2 separate regions of the Homo sapiens genome follow, and region 1 is linked to region 2. Evidence: read pairs that join two places in POLR2A ChIA-PET (ENCODE). Cell type or tissue: PC-9. All regions are shown on one strand. Links, peaks and the distances in the headings refer to the core of each region. The heading gives the core; the rest is flanking DNA.

The links. Peaks named below come from ENCODE experiments on the same cell type or tissue, not always from the same donor. Only the 100,000 strongest peaks of a DNase experiment are listed, where the experiment ranks them.
Region 1: POLR2A ChIA-PET joins it to region 2 with 5 read pairs; 3 of 35 experiments call an interaction of 5 or more read pairs at or near these places.

The regions. Positions count from the first base shown.
Region 1 is chr11:57,398,913-57,405,723 of GRCh38, reverse strand. No RefSeq gene overlaps it. Among named protein-coding and RNA genes, the nearest start is that of PRG2, 12 kb to the right of the region's middle. In PC-9, for the core only: no CTCF peak of the experiment used is centred there; a DNase peak (open chromatin) is centred at 3,353; H3K27ac peaks cover 706 bases.
Region 2 is chr11:57,775,283-57,782,093 of GRCh38, reverse strand. All of the region lies in intron 1 of CTNND1 (catenin delta 1), which reads right to left. All of the region lies in intron 2 of TMX2-CTNND1 (TMX2-CTNND1 readthrough (NMD candidate)), which reads right to left. Among named protein-coding and RNA genes, the nearest start is that of CTNND1, 17 kb to the right of the region's middle. RefSeq lists enhancers at 1,605-2,490, 2,491-3,377 and a silencer at 3,333-3,535. In PC-9, for the core only: no CTCF peak of the experiment used is centred there; DNase peaks (open chromatin) are centred at 2,523, 3,423, 3,883 and 5,663; H3K4me3 peaks cover 4,420 bases; H3K27ac peaks cover 5,000 bases.

The DNA of each region.
Region 1 (6,811 bases), core at 1,041-6,040, 380 kb after region 2:
ACTCAGGCTTTCCAGCATGTCTGAGTCCCTGGCACTTGGTCACACCCTTCCTGGTGACTGGCATTTGCCTCCACATCATGACCCTCCCACCCCTTGCCTGGGCAGCATACTCCAGGAGGCAAGGTCTGTTCTCGCCTGGCTCTAATTAATCTGTGCTTACCATCCACATGGTACCAGCTAATTCTTGTTGAATGAATGATCGTTGAATGAGTGGATTCTTGTTTTGGCCTCAGAACCAATTAGAAGGAGCCAGAAAAACACATGGGGGTGGGGGAGGTGCAGTGTGGTGCAGTGGAAAAAAACCCTTCTGGAAATCTCAGCTCTGTCACTTACTTTGTCAGCTCTGTGACTTTGGATGGACCACTTCTTTGTCAGTATGGTGGGAGAAATAGACATGCCTCTCTGGGCTGTTGTAAGGATTACAAATTAGGTCGAGTGCTTGGCATGTGGTGGGTTGAACAGATCACAGCTAGCATTACAGATGATATATTAAAGCCAAAAAAAGATGCCTAATGTCCACCAGTTGGTGAACGGACAAAGGAAATGTACCATATTTGGGATATTATTTGGCAATCAAAAAAAGTACTGACACCTGCTACAACACGGATGAATCTTGAAAACATTAGACTAAGTGAAAGAAGCCAGACACAAGAAACTGCTAATGATTCCATTTAAATATGAAATATCGGGCCAGGGTGCAGTGGCTCATGCCTGTAATCCCAGCACTTTGGGATGCCAAGGTGGGCAGATCACTTGAGGCCAGGAGTTCGTGACCAGCCTGGCCAACATGGCGAAACCCCGTCTCTACTAAAAATTAGCCGAGTGTAGTGGCATGCACCTGTAATCCCAGCTACTTGGTTGGCTGAGGCACAAGAATTGGTTGAGCCTGGCAGGTGGAGGTTGCAGTGAGCCAAGATCGTGCCACTGCACTCCAGCCTGGATGACACAGTGAGGTTCCGTCTCAAAAAAAAAAAAAAAAAAGGAAAAAGAAAAAAAGAAATTTCCAGAATAGGCCAATCTGTAGAGGCAGAAAGTAGATTCATGATTGGGTAGGCCTGGGTGTGGAGGCCATGGGTAGTGATGGCTAATGGGGAAGGGGTTTCTTTTGGGGTGATGAAAATGGGTGGACTTATGGTATGTTAATTATACCTCAATAAAACTGTTATTTAAAGGAAGAAAAGATGCCTGGATTCCCCAGGAAGTGTACAGTAGACTTCTGTGAGAATCAGAAATGATTTCTGGGGAAGATGGGCGAGAGGAGAGTAAGTGGGAGAAGTGACCACGTGCGCAACTCTCATCGTTCTGCCCTGAGAGCCTTCCTCCTGCAACTTTATTTATTTATTTATTTTGAAACAGGTTCTCACTCTGTTACCCTGGCTGGAGTGCAGTGGTGTGATCTCAGCTCACTGCAGCCTCGACCTGCCAGGCTCAAGCAATCCTCCTGTTTGAGCTCCTGAGTAGCTGGGACTACAGGCGCATGCCACCACATCTGGCTAATCTTTTATTTATTTATTTATTTATTTATAGAGATTGGGGAGTCTCACTCTGTTGCTCAGGCTGGTGTCAAACGCCTGGACTCAAGTGATCCTCCCACCTTGGCCTCCCAAAGTGTTGGGATTATGGGTGTGAGCCACTGTACCTGGCACCTCCTGCAACTTCTTCCTCAAGTGGAACCAATGAGGAAGCAAGCAACTCAGAGCTTTCACAAGTTTTGATTTCAATCAGCAACGGGCTTCCAATGCAACCCTTCTCTCCTGTAACCAGCCTCAGTAGAGAGGAACTGGAGGTGAATTGGCCCCCATCACACCCCCACAGTGCCAAGCTGGGCCCTTCCATCAGGGGGAGAACACATGCCGTGTAAGGGACAGCCAACAGCATAAAATAGGAATTGTGTGATGATCCCTTTTAAGCCTATTCAGCCCAGGGAAGTGCATATGATCAGCCCCATTTCATAGATGAAGAAAGTCAGGTTCACCCATTAGCACATTGTGGGGCTGGTATTTAAACCAGGTCTGTCTGGCTCCCAAGGTCACATTCATTTAGACATTACCTTTACTTTACATTTCTTCTTCTTTTCTTCTTCTTCTTCTTCTTCTTCTTCTTCTTCTTCTTCTTCTTCTTCTTCTTCTTCTTCTTCTTCTTCTTCTTCTTCTTCTTCTTCTTCTTCTTCTTCCTCTTCTTCCTCTTCTTCCTCTTCTTCCTCTTCTTCCTCTTCTTTTCTTCTTCCTCTTCTTCCTCTTCTTCCTCTTCTTCTTCTTCTTCTTCTTCTTCTTCTTCCTCTTCTTCTTTCTTCTTCTTCTTCTTTTTTTTTTGAGGTGGGGTCTTGCTCTATTGCCCAGGTTGAATGCAGCATCATCATACCTAAATGCAGCCTTGAACTCCTGGCCTTAAGCAATCCCCCTGCCTCGGCCTCCAAAAGTGCCAAGATTTCAGGCATGAGCCACCATGCCCAGCCTGCATTTATTCTCTTGTAAGAAAGATATCATTTAAAACAGACGAGAAAATAAAGAGGGACATGAAAAAGACGCATCACCATTAATTGGACCACTCAGAGATAATCATGGTTAACATGTTGGTATGTTCCCTCCCGTCATTTGACTGGATGTATGTGATAATTTAAATGATCTCATAAGCTTTTCCTTATGTAATCAAATAGTAGCCAAAAACATGATTTTAAATGGCTGCTCACAACCCCATCTCGTGGTTCTGCCACGCCTTGTTTATCCCCATCCACCCCCTACTCCCTTTCCCCTTCCCTGCCTGTGTGGGGGTCCTAGATGACGGTGAGCCAGAGGGCAGCCTTGGTCAGCAGATTGGAGAGTGCAAATAATAAAAACACTCAGAAGGCGAGCTGTTGTCAAGTGGGCTTATCACAAAAGAGCACCTTGGGATATTCCAGAGAATGACCTCATACCCGCTAATCACTATCCATAATCTGGTGCTAACTGTACTTTAGCTGAAGGTGCTGGCAGGTCCTGCCCAGGTGCTGCTAAGAACACTTCTATTCTGTGAGAATCAGAGATGATTTCTAGGGAAAATGGGCGAGAGGGAGTAAGCAGGAGAAACAACCCACAGGCACAGCTCTCATCTTTCTGCCCTGAGAGCCTTCCTCCTGCCACGTGGTTTTGTTTGTTTGTTTGTTTGTTTGTTTCAGATAGGGTCTCACTCTGTCACCCAGGCTGGAGTGTAGTGGCAAGATCATGGCTCACTGAAGCCTCGACCTCCCAGGCTCAAGCAGTCCTCCCCAAATTCAAAGCTTGGAGTGATGGTCCCAGTGGTTATGTCTAGGAGCCCTTTTTCCTGCCAGCCCCTCAGGGGATTGATGACTCTCAAATGCTTCAGGTGTGACATGGGCACAGCAGTGAGTCATTCCTCTGACATTCTTTGGGAAGAACATTTTCCATCCAGGCTTCCAGGCATAAGATCCAGTCCTCTGGTGATAAGGAGTTCACAGACAGGACAATGTCTGAGTGTATCTTAAACCCAGGACCATGGCTTGTGTTCACACCAGACCCTCCAGGGATTTTGAGGTGTTTTGTTTGTTTGTTTGTTTGTTTGTTTGTTTTTTGAGACAGAGTCTCTCTCTGTCGCCAGGCTGGAGTGCAGTGGCACGATCTCAGCTCACTGCAACCTTCGCCTCCCGGTTCAAGCGATTCTCCTGTCTCAGCCTCCTGAGTAGCTGGGACTACAGGTGTGCACCACCACACCCGGCTAATTTTTGTATTTTTAATAGAGACTGTGTTTCACCATGTTGGACAGGATGGTCTTGATCTCTTGACCTCGTGATCCTCCCGCCTCGGCCTCCCAAAATACTGGGATTACAGGCATGAGCCACCGTGGCCCGCCCAATTTTGAGTTTTTATGTTCTAATCCCAAACATCTGCTCACAGGCCCCTCAGCATATTCTTTCCTGGGTCCAGTGTCACCTCCCAGGCCTGCAGGCTGGCTAGAGCAGTAGGGTGTGTGGGAAAGCTCTGGGCTTTGCAGGCACTGATCAGCTGTGTGACCTTAACCACCCTGAACCTCAGTTTCCTCACCTGTAATGGAAATAGGTACCACGGCAGTTTGTTGCAAGGACTAGAGAGTAACCTTGGGAATAAAAGGTAGCAGCAGCTTGGGCTCTGGAGATGGACTGTCCAAGACCAACTTCCAGTTCCTCCCCACACAAGCTCTGGCACTTAGATTCCTGGTACCTCCGCTGCTTCATCTGTAAAATGGAGTAACAATAGGAATACTTTATAGAGTTGTAAGGATTGAGTGGCTGGATGAACGTCAAGCACTTCAAAGGGGACCTGGCATGTAGTGAGTGATCAATATAAACCACCTGGCTTGTAGCAGGTGTGCTGTGTGTGGCTGCAGGTGTTATTAGTAACATCTGTGTGCCCTTCAGAGCGTGCACCACACTTCACACCTTGTGGAGTCTGGAATGCCACTATTATAGTTCAGGATAGAAAACCTCCCTGCAAGCACTCGCTTTAGCTTGTCTCCACCGAACAAAACAACACAAGTTCTTTATTACTTGGAATGGGAAAACTTCAAAGGCAAAAAAAAAAAAAGACTTTCGAGTTACCCCAAATCTTAAGCCAAAGTCAATGAAAAATATCAATCTTCATATTCAATTTTTGCGATACTTTTGTCTCCCCAGCAGTCAATGGAGAGAATCCAAGCACACAGAAATGTCAATTACCAGGGGCAGGGCTATGAATTCCTTTCAGAGCCCTGGGCTGGGGAAGAGTGCAGGCAGACAGATCTGGGTCCTGTTATCACGTTCTTAGATTGGGTGTCCTTGTAGGAGTCATGAAGCATCTTAGTGCCTTTGTTTGCTACCTATAATGCCTACCTCAGAGAGTAATAAGGATAAGTAAGGCTCTACGTGAAAAGTGCTCGGCCCTGGCACATAGTAGGTCCTTCATTAATGGCAGCTACTAATTTTTATTACATACGCAAAATCACATTACAGGTCAAGTACGCTACATGACAGTGAAACAGTTTTTTTGTTTGTTTGTTTTGAGACAGAGTCTCGCTCTGTCACCCAGGCTGGAGTGCAGTGGCACGATCTTGGCTCACCGCAACTTCTGCCTTCAAGCAATTCTCCTGTCTCAGCCTCCCGAGTAGCTGGGATTACAGGCATGTGCCACCACGCCAGCTAATTTTTTTTGGTATTTTTAGTAGAGACGGGGTTTCACCATATTGGCCAGACTGGTCTCAAACTCCTGACCTTGTGATCTGCCCAACTCAGACTCCCAAAGTGCTGGGATTACTGGCATGAGCCACCGCACCTGGCTGTGAAACAGTTTTATTGTGTTTCTGTGGAATGTGTCCTACCCAACCTATAGCTAACTCCTATAGTTCCCTCAGTTCTCAGCTCAGATATCCCTTCCTTTCTGTACTGTTACCTAGTACTGGTTTTCATAGCACCAGGTACCTCTCTGGCATAGAGCTTGTCACAGTTGCAGTTTAATGTACCATCATAGGATTTTAAAAATATTCAGTTGTGTCTTCCATTAGGCTTTCATTTGGGAACTCCACGCAGGCAGCAGCTGTATATTTTGTATTGCCTACTGTATCCTGAGAACTTTGTACCCTACTTAGCACAGAATGGAGGCTCAGTAAATACTGGACATGAGAGAGAGAGAGAGAGAGAGAGGAGAGGGAGAGAGAGAGAGAGAGATTCAACCTACAATCCCAGCTCTGAGCTTCTAGTTCCCTGATGGTGAGGACTGTGATGTGTCTCACACGGTAATGAGCACTTATGCAGAAGAGGCTCAGAAAATTTCTCCTCATGGCCAACGGAAGACTTAGAGTTCTTTTCCAAGCTCCACCGTTTGCTGGCATGCAAAATTTGGACTATCACTTAAGTTTTCCAAGCCTTGCTTTTTCTATCCCTAACATAGGACAATATTCAGCATTGTTGTTTGTTTGTTGGGGGCACCATGTTTCAGGCACTTAGTAGATTATTGTACCACCACATTTCAATTGGTCCTCCTCAAGCCCTGCAACATCTGTGAGGTGGTCATCCTTAACAACTCACAGATGAGCAACAGGAGACTGGGGGGATGAGGGAACTGCCAAGGAGGTCCAGCTTATGGGCAGCAGAGCCAAGAATGGAACCAGGGTCTTTTATTTTTTTATTTTTTTATTTTTATTTTTTAACCAGGGTCTTTTAACATCCGAGGACCACATTCTTTGTGCTTTCCAAATCATCACCTGCCCCATGCAACTTACAGGGTAAGTTACATTAAACAACGTATGTAAATGGCTTTGTGCTAGTTATTCACCACCACAGGGGAAGTGAGTCACGGACAAGAGTGCAGCCGCTCCATTCGGATCCTGGCTCTGACACTTACCTGGAAAATGACTTAACCATTCCCAGGATCAGCTGTTTGTCTGTAATTTAGGTAGTTTAATGGCACTTGTGTCCTAGAGTTGTTTAGAAGGTTGAATAATATGGAGCACTTAACATACTTAGCACCTAGAAACACTTCCTAAATATTAGTTGCTGCTGTTGTTATCGTTATTAAAATTTCTGCCTAAGATCTCATTTCAGGGAGCCCAACTCAATCTTTGACAAGCTTAAACAAAAATTGCTTTTCTTCATTTATTCACTTACACAGCAAACATGAATTGAGCCTGTACTGTGTTTCCAGAACTGTGCAGGACCAGAGAGGCACAGGTGAAGGAAGCAAGGCTCTGGCTCTACTGGGGAAACAGCAAGAAGATTGCTACAATGAGGTGGGAAGAGGGCTGGACTAGAGAGAAGCCCTGATTAGTGTCCTTGCTACCTTTCTCTGGGAGAGCCAAGGCAGGCTTC
Region 2 (6,811 bases), core at 1,091-6,090:
CTTACCCAAAGCTACCTGTCAATATTTAAAGTTTTTACTGCAACTTAAAAAAAAAAAAATCACCTCCACCATCATGACCTCCTAAATTCTGAGACCAAATAAAACATTCTTCTTTTTCTCTCTTTTCCCCTCCCAAGTATTCTGAGAACCCCCTCTAAACCATAACATACTAAAATGGCTTAGTGCTGGGCTGGCTTTGAAGCCAAGGAAGGGTGTGGCTCTCAGCTAGTGAGGGGGCCCAGGACTGAAAGGGTACAGAAAGAAAAAAACCTGCTTCTCTGTGGAGCATGCATGACGCACACACAGGACTGGTCTAACAAGTCCTGATCTCTCAGGCCAGGCCGCCTCCTTCTCCTCCCCCATTATCCATGTGCCTCTCCAAGGCCCTCCACTGGGACAGTTCACACTGAGTTTTCTCTAATCCTGAGAAGAGACTGAGTTACTTACCTGGATCCCTGTGCAACCTTGCCAAAGACACCTCACCTAGCCTTAAAAGGAGAAAGCAGGGCTTTAGGGAGAGGCCGATAAGGAAACAAAGATAAGAGGGAGGGGCAAAAAAACAGAGGAAGGTGTTAGACTAAAGGAAGGGGAGAGGCCAAATGCCTTTCTCCTTCCTACAAGAGGAGAGAGATCAGGTACACTATGAAAAATAAGAAAAAGCCTCATTGAAATGCAAAGGTATTGATTAGGTCTCATGTCATAAAAGAGAAATCCTAAAATTAACTAAGACACCTTATATCCTTCCATACCCTAGACTCGGAAAAAAAAAATATTCATGGAAAAGCTTAACCTTAGAGTTTACTAGGGGTCACCCAACTGTTTGAGCTCACATTCCTTTTTTAAAATAGCAGCTTCTCGGCCAGGTGCGGTTGCTCACGCCTGTAATCCCAGCACTTTGGGAGGCTGAGGCGGGTGGATCACCAGGTCAGGAGTTTGAGACTAGCCTGGTCAACATGGTGAAACGCTGTCTCTGCTGAAAATACAAAAATTAGCCTGGCGTGGTGGCAGATGCCTGTAATCCTAGCTACCCGGGAGGCTGAGGCAGGAGAATCGCTTGAACCCAGGAGGTGGAGGTTGCAGTGAGCAGAGATTGCGCCATTGCACTCCAGCCTGGGCAATAAGAGTGAAACTCCATCTTGAAAAAGAAAGAAAGAAAGAAAATAGCAGCTTCTCACCAAACTTTCAATCTATGGCATTCCCCCACCTCTTTGCCCATCATTTGAAAATAACTTGGAAAAGGTGGAAGCATGTAATTGAGCCAGATTTACACAGTCCCAATTCCTCAAAACCCTGAAAAGACCAATAAGGCATTCTTTTCATCAAGTTTGGAGTATGTCTTCCTTTTGAGATAAGCAACAGGGAGACAGAGCATGTCAATCTATAAATAAATCAATCAGAAGTGTTAAGGTCCTTTCTTGGCTTTAGGACAGATAGCAGGAGGAAATGTTTCTCCTTATCTGAAAGAAGAAAATCCCATCTTGAAGGGGAAGAAAGTTGTGCATTATTGCTCTTCCCCTTGAAGTTATCATATAATCCTTTCAACACCTGCTGAGGTAATGGCCTCTTTTTATAAATAAGTATACTACCTATATACCAGAAGTATTTAGTATCTTGCCCAAGCTCATCAACTAGTAGTAAGTAGTGAAAACTCCTATTTTATTCCAAGTCCATGCTCCTTCTTGATAAAGTGGAAAGAGTATGAATTTTCTATGTTTCCTGGGGTTAAAAGTCATTCTTCGGGCCAGGAGAGGTGGTTCAAGCCTGTAATCCCAGCACTTTGGGAGGCTGAGGCAGGCAGACTGCTTGAGCTCAGGAGTTTGAGACCAGCCTGGGCAAAATGGCAAGACACCATCTCTACAAAAAATACAAAAAATTAGCTGGGGGTGGTGGCATGTGCCTGTAGTTCCAGCTACTCGGGAGGCTGAGGTGGGAGGATCACTTGAGCCTGGTGGTTCCAGGCTGCAGTCAGCCAAGATTGTGCCACTGTACTCCAGCCTCAGTGACAGAGTAAGACCCTGTCTCAAAAAAAAAAAAAAAGTCATTCTAGTTCCAATTAAGAAGTTAACCCAAAGTTGACATTTTTTTTACGGAGAGGGGAAGGAGGCAAGAGAAGGTGGAATGGAGCCAGCTAGACTTTTGGGTCTTATCTTCACTTTAAAGAACAAAACCTTACTCAATTTGGGAAGAGTAGCTTGCAGCCTACTTCAGATTTACCTTCCCTTTTATAAGAACCTAGTACTCAGGAGGAAAGGTGCTAAGAACAAAAGAGGCACTACTCTGTAAAAATTACCTACCTTACCACTGGCAAGCCTGCTCTAGAAAGCTGGCTACATGTCACATTCTCTGATCACCCCCTCAACCCTACCACAAGAAAAAAAATCCAATCCCTACTCTCATTTTTAATGTGACATCTCACTAAGCCAAAAGCAAAGATCAGAGATGGGGTGGGAAACAGAAGGAACTAGAGGCAGTAAAGATTGTGCTAGCCAGCATAAGAACAGAGAAGAAGGATTGTTCTAGTGGTATGTTAGCAATCTGCCTCTAGGGCAGCTGTCCTCCTGGACAATCAAAGGCGGGTTTGTGTGTGTGCTCAGGAACCAGCCAGCTTGGCTCAAAGTTAAGGACTCAGCCATCCAATCCACAAAGTGAGAAAAGATGCCTGTTTCACAGCTGGAATGGAAGGCAGGGAAAACACAAAACAAGAGAGAAAAGAGGGCAGAAAAGAGAGAGGGTATTACAGGTGCTATTTCAGTCTAGACATAGGGAAGAAAAATCCCAGGAAACTACCAACCATTCTCTAGTTATGATCAAACATTAGAGAATTGCTAGTAACTCTTAATACTAAGCGGGTAGGTTTCTCCTGATCTGTATGCAGTAGGGTGCCAATTGGAAGGATGAGATATAAAATGTAAAGGACCTCAGCATTACCTGTTTCCTTCTGTCCCTTTTAAACCCAACAAGGTACCTGCAACATATACAGCAAATGAACATTACTTAACATTTATTTCCTTCTAGAATTCCTTTCTTAATTAAATCCTAGAGATCCACAAAGAATAGCAGCACACACAAAACTCAGTAAGCTTCCCAGTGCTAAGAGATCAGGACCATTTATATAACTTAAGTGCTAAAACGCAAAAGGCCACAGTCAGAATTCACACTCTCTAATCCCTCGGAGTAGCTAGATGCTCCGAGACCCATTAGACACACAAAGGCTGCTCTCTTCTCAGCAGAGCTCTGTAGCAGAGCTGCTCTCCAGGGACAAAGAGATTTCACAGGAGAACCACAAAGACATCGACCCTCTCTGTTCCCCCACTCCCAGCTTTCTCACTTCCTGTCACAGTAGCACCAGACCACAGTCTCCCAGAAACAAACAAATACAAAGTGCTGGATTCTGGGCTGCAGGCCAACTGCATTCCAGGGCATCCTGTCTACCAATCACGGGCCAGAGCCCCCACTTTGCCCTGCTCAGCTCCTTATCATGTTCAGGGAAAACAACCCTCCTCTCTGCCCCAAGCCAACACTACGTAGGACAAAGCTCAGGCCTTTAAGAATCAGCAGAAAGACTGTGTGTGGATCTAAAAGTTTGAAGGGGGTGAGGGAATTTTTAAGATTCCTACTTGGCAAGTTTCTTCACTTTGGAGGCACTGCATTAGGGATTTTAAAGCTACTGATGCTGTTAATTCAGCTCAGCTACATGTGACACATCCCATTATGGCAATTTGATTACCAATCTGGATTCAGTCAATGGAATATTCCCATTTGGAGAACTACTTTAGGAACTTCACCTTCCCTATCATCCACCTCTGTTTTCAGCCTTTCAAACTTTCTCCCTACAAGCATAGAGTTGATTACTAAGACAGGCTCCACAGAGAACAAACAAAGGCAGCGGACTCCACCCTACAAAGAGGCAGTTTAATCAGGTGCTGGGAGCAAAGTTCCCCGTTTCCCTAGAGAATGAGAGGACAACCACTAGGAATTGCACAGAAGCCAAATCCTGGCGGCAAAGAGGTCAAGACAGCAACATCAGCTTTTCCTGCTCACAACCCCCTGAAGTGGGTCAGGGGCTGTAAATTTGGAGCCTAGTCAGAAAAGAAAGCCTCCTCTCCTAATAAAGGTCCTCCACTAACTGCAAGAATGAGATAAATGATACATTTTTCTATTATCTTGTACAACCCATTGGAAATTAGCCCTAAATCACAGAAGCAAAAATGCAAACAGAGGTTAAGCTCTATTAGCTAGAGATTCTTGAAATCCAAAGAAGCAACACCCTTTGCCCAAAGGGCTCAATTCCCTTTGCATAAAATGAGCAAGATGCTCAGCAGAGTCCTCCAACCAGAGGGGCACACCAGGAACTAACTGGTAATATGCTATCACTTCTTGTCTTGTCTTCTCCCTTTATTTTTCCTAGATTCCTTTCATCTTCTTAGATCTGCTAGAAGTAGTATGGGCCGAACCCTGGTCTAAAGCAGCACATGATACAAAGGAACTAAGTCTAAACAGACAACTTAGAAGGATTTAGTCCTTGGCCTGGCACAGTGGCTCAAGCCTGTAATCCCAGCACTTTGGGAGGCCGAAGCAGGCAAACCACTGGAGGTCAGGAGTTCGAGACCAGGCTGGCCAACATGGTGAAACCCCATCTCTACTAAAAATAAAAAAATTTGCCGGGCATGGTGGAGCACACCTGTAATCCAAGCTACTCCAGGTGGCTAAGGCAGGGGAATCACTTGAGCCCGGGAGGCAGAGGTTGCAGTGAGCTGAGATCATGCCACTACACTCCAGCCTGGGTGACCAAAAAAAGAAGGATTTAGTCCTTATCTGGATCTGGTATGACCAGGTGGCAAGGGTAGGGCAGTAATATACACAATAGCCATTCTAGGGTTGAATAGAAAAGAATATTTAGCAACACTATGGAACTTCAGCAGCAGAGCCCAGCCATTGCAAACTCTATCACTGAAGCATACACAAAAAAAGTTAACAGTCTCTTACTTGGCATGGTATCAGACTAACTCCCTTTATCTCTCAAGAATACTGAACAATTAGTTATGACTGTTAGTATTCTTATCCAATTCTTCCTTATGCATAGCCCAGACCAAATAAATGAGTTAATTAAGTACCACGGTGTGAAGTAGATATACTAAAGTAGATAAAAATAGTAGCTTTTAGTAGGGGAGAGTTTTCTGAGATACCAAAAAAAAAGTTGTAAAAGACACACCCCAGACAGAGAACTGAACACACCCACATCAATGCTGCTAATCCAAAAGGATGCTTGGCAAGTTCTCTGCATCAAATTGAGCAGGTGAGATAGAAAAGGAGTGCTGACTCAGAAATACAGTAATCCTGGGGTGTGAGGGAGGGAAGACGACAAGTATAGCCAACTGATTACAATTCAACTTAACTTCACCAGAGGTCCCAGTTCTAATTGTATCTCAGACTCTTTGCAGACATATTTAGAAAGCCCAACTAAAGGAATAATGAATGGATATGAAGAAAGCCTCTGGAGGGCCCAAGACCTAAGCTGAATACTCAATGGGTAGGAAGGATGAATCTGTTTTGCTGTCTAACTTCCCACACCCCTCTTTCTCCAAAGCAGGCCCAATGCTGAAAGAATTACAGGGAGGCGAGGCAGAAGAATGTGACTGGGAAAGGTTTAGCTACATTCCAACTAGCCAACATCCCACATAGCATTAAGAGTGCCTGAGAATTCAAACCCACTACATAAGAGTTGCTGAGACTCTGCTAACACACATCTAATTCCTGTGCCACCAACCCCCACCCCCAAACACTCTGAAGAGTAATTGAGATAGCTTGATGAAGGCACCAGCTGTTTCCACCACCACCCTCCCTCGCTCCCTCCCCTCCTGAGACCTCAGTTCAAACTCACATCAAACACTTAATACAATTGACTGGTCAGTAGGAAGGAGAAGCCTGAACTAAAATAGCAGTAACAGTGCCAACTGGCCCCACTTAGAAGGAATGCTTTCTTGGCTCAATTCAAAAATAAGAAACCTCTGTCATCCACTCCCCTCTGCCCAATTATGTTCTCCTTTCCACAACTTACCCCGCTCCGTGTCAAATGAGTTTCAGTTTCTTCCCTCCAACTCTTTGGTGTATTTTCAAATGTCAGAAAATACAAGGGAGGTGTATATAAGGTTGAATGTAAAAGTAACGTCTGAGAGATTAGGCTTCCCAGACTAAACTCAAACCTAGTACAGGGCTCCCATATAAGAACAAGGAAACAGGAGCACACACAGCACCCATCTACATGTTTCAAGTAAGGAAAAGAGTAAACCTTAAGCGGCTATACACGAACATTAGTGGTAACACGATTACTAACATAACCAGCCCCTCCCCCACCCATATTCCAAGTTGGCCAGAGTTAACCAAGGAGGAAGGGAAGGAAGCCAGCGCTTCCTTTTCAGACAGGAAGTAACATTGGCCCTTCCTGTCCAGTTTTAAACAAATTGTCCAGCTAAATTTCAATGCTAACATCCTCTCCTGAATTTGTTCCACAATTTAAAACCACAGATACAGTCTAAAGTTTTCCCTTCCTCCCAATAGGCGAGTCCTCCATACCATGCTAAGTGTTGGCATAACCCCCAAATCAAGAGGTAACATCTTTAATTCCAAAACAATACAGGACACAGAGGTAAATCACTTCACTTCAAATTAACGACCTTCTCGTCATGTCTACTACAATAAACCATCTTCTGTACTTCTCTTGTTTTGTGTGTGTGTGTGTGTGTGTTGTTTTTTTTTTTTTTCGAGACGGGGTCTCCCTATATTGCCAAAGCTGGTGTCAAACTCCTGGGCT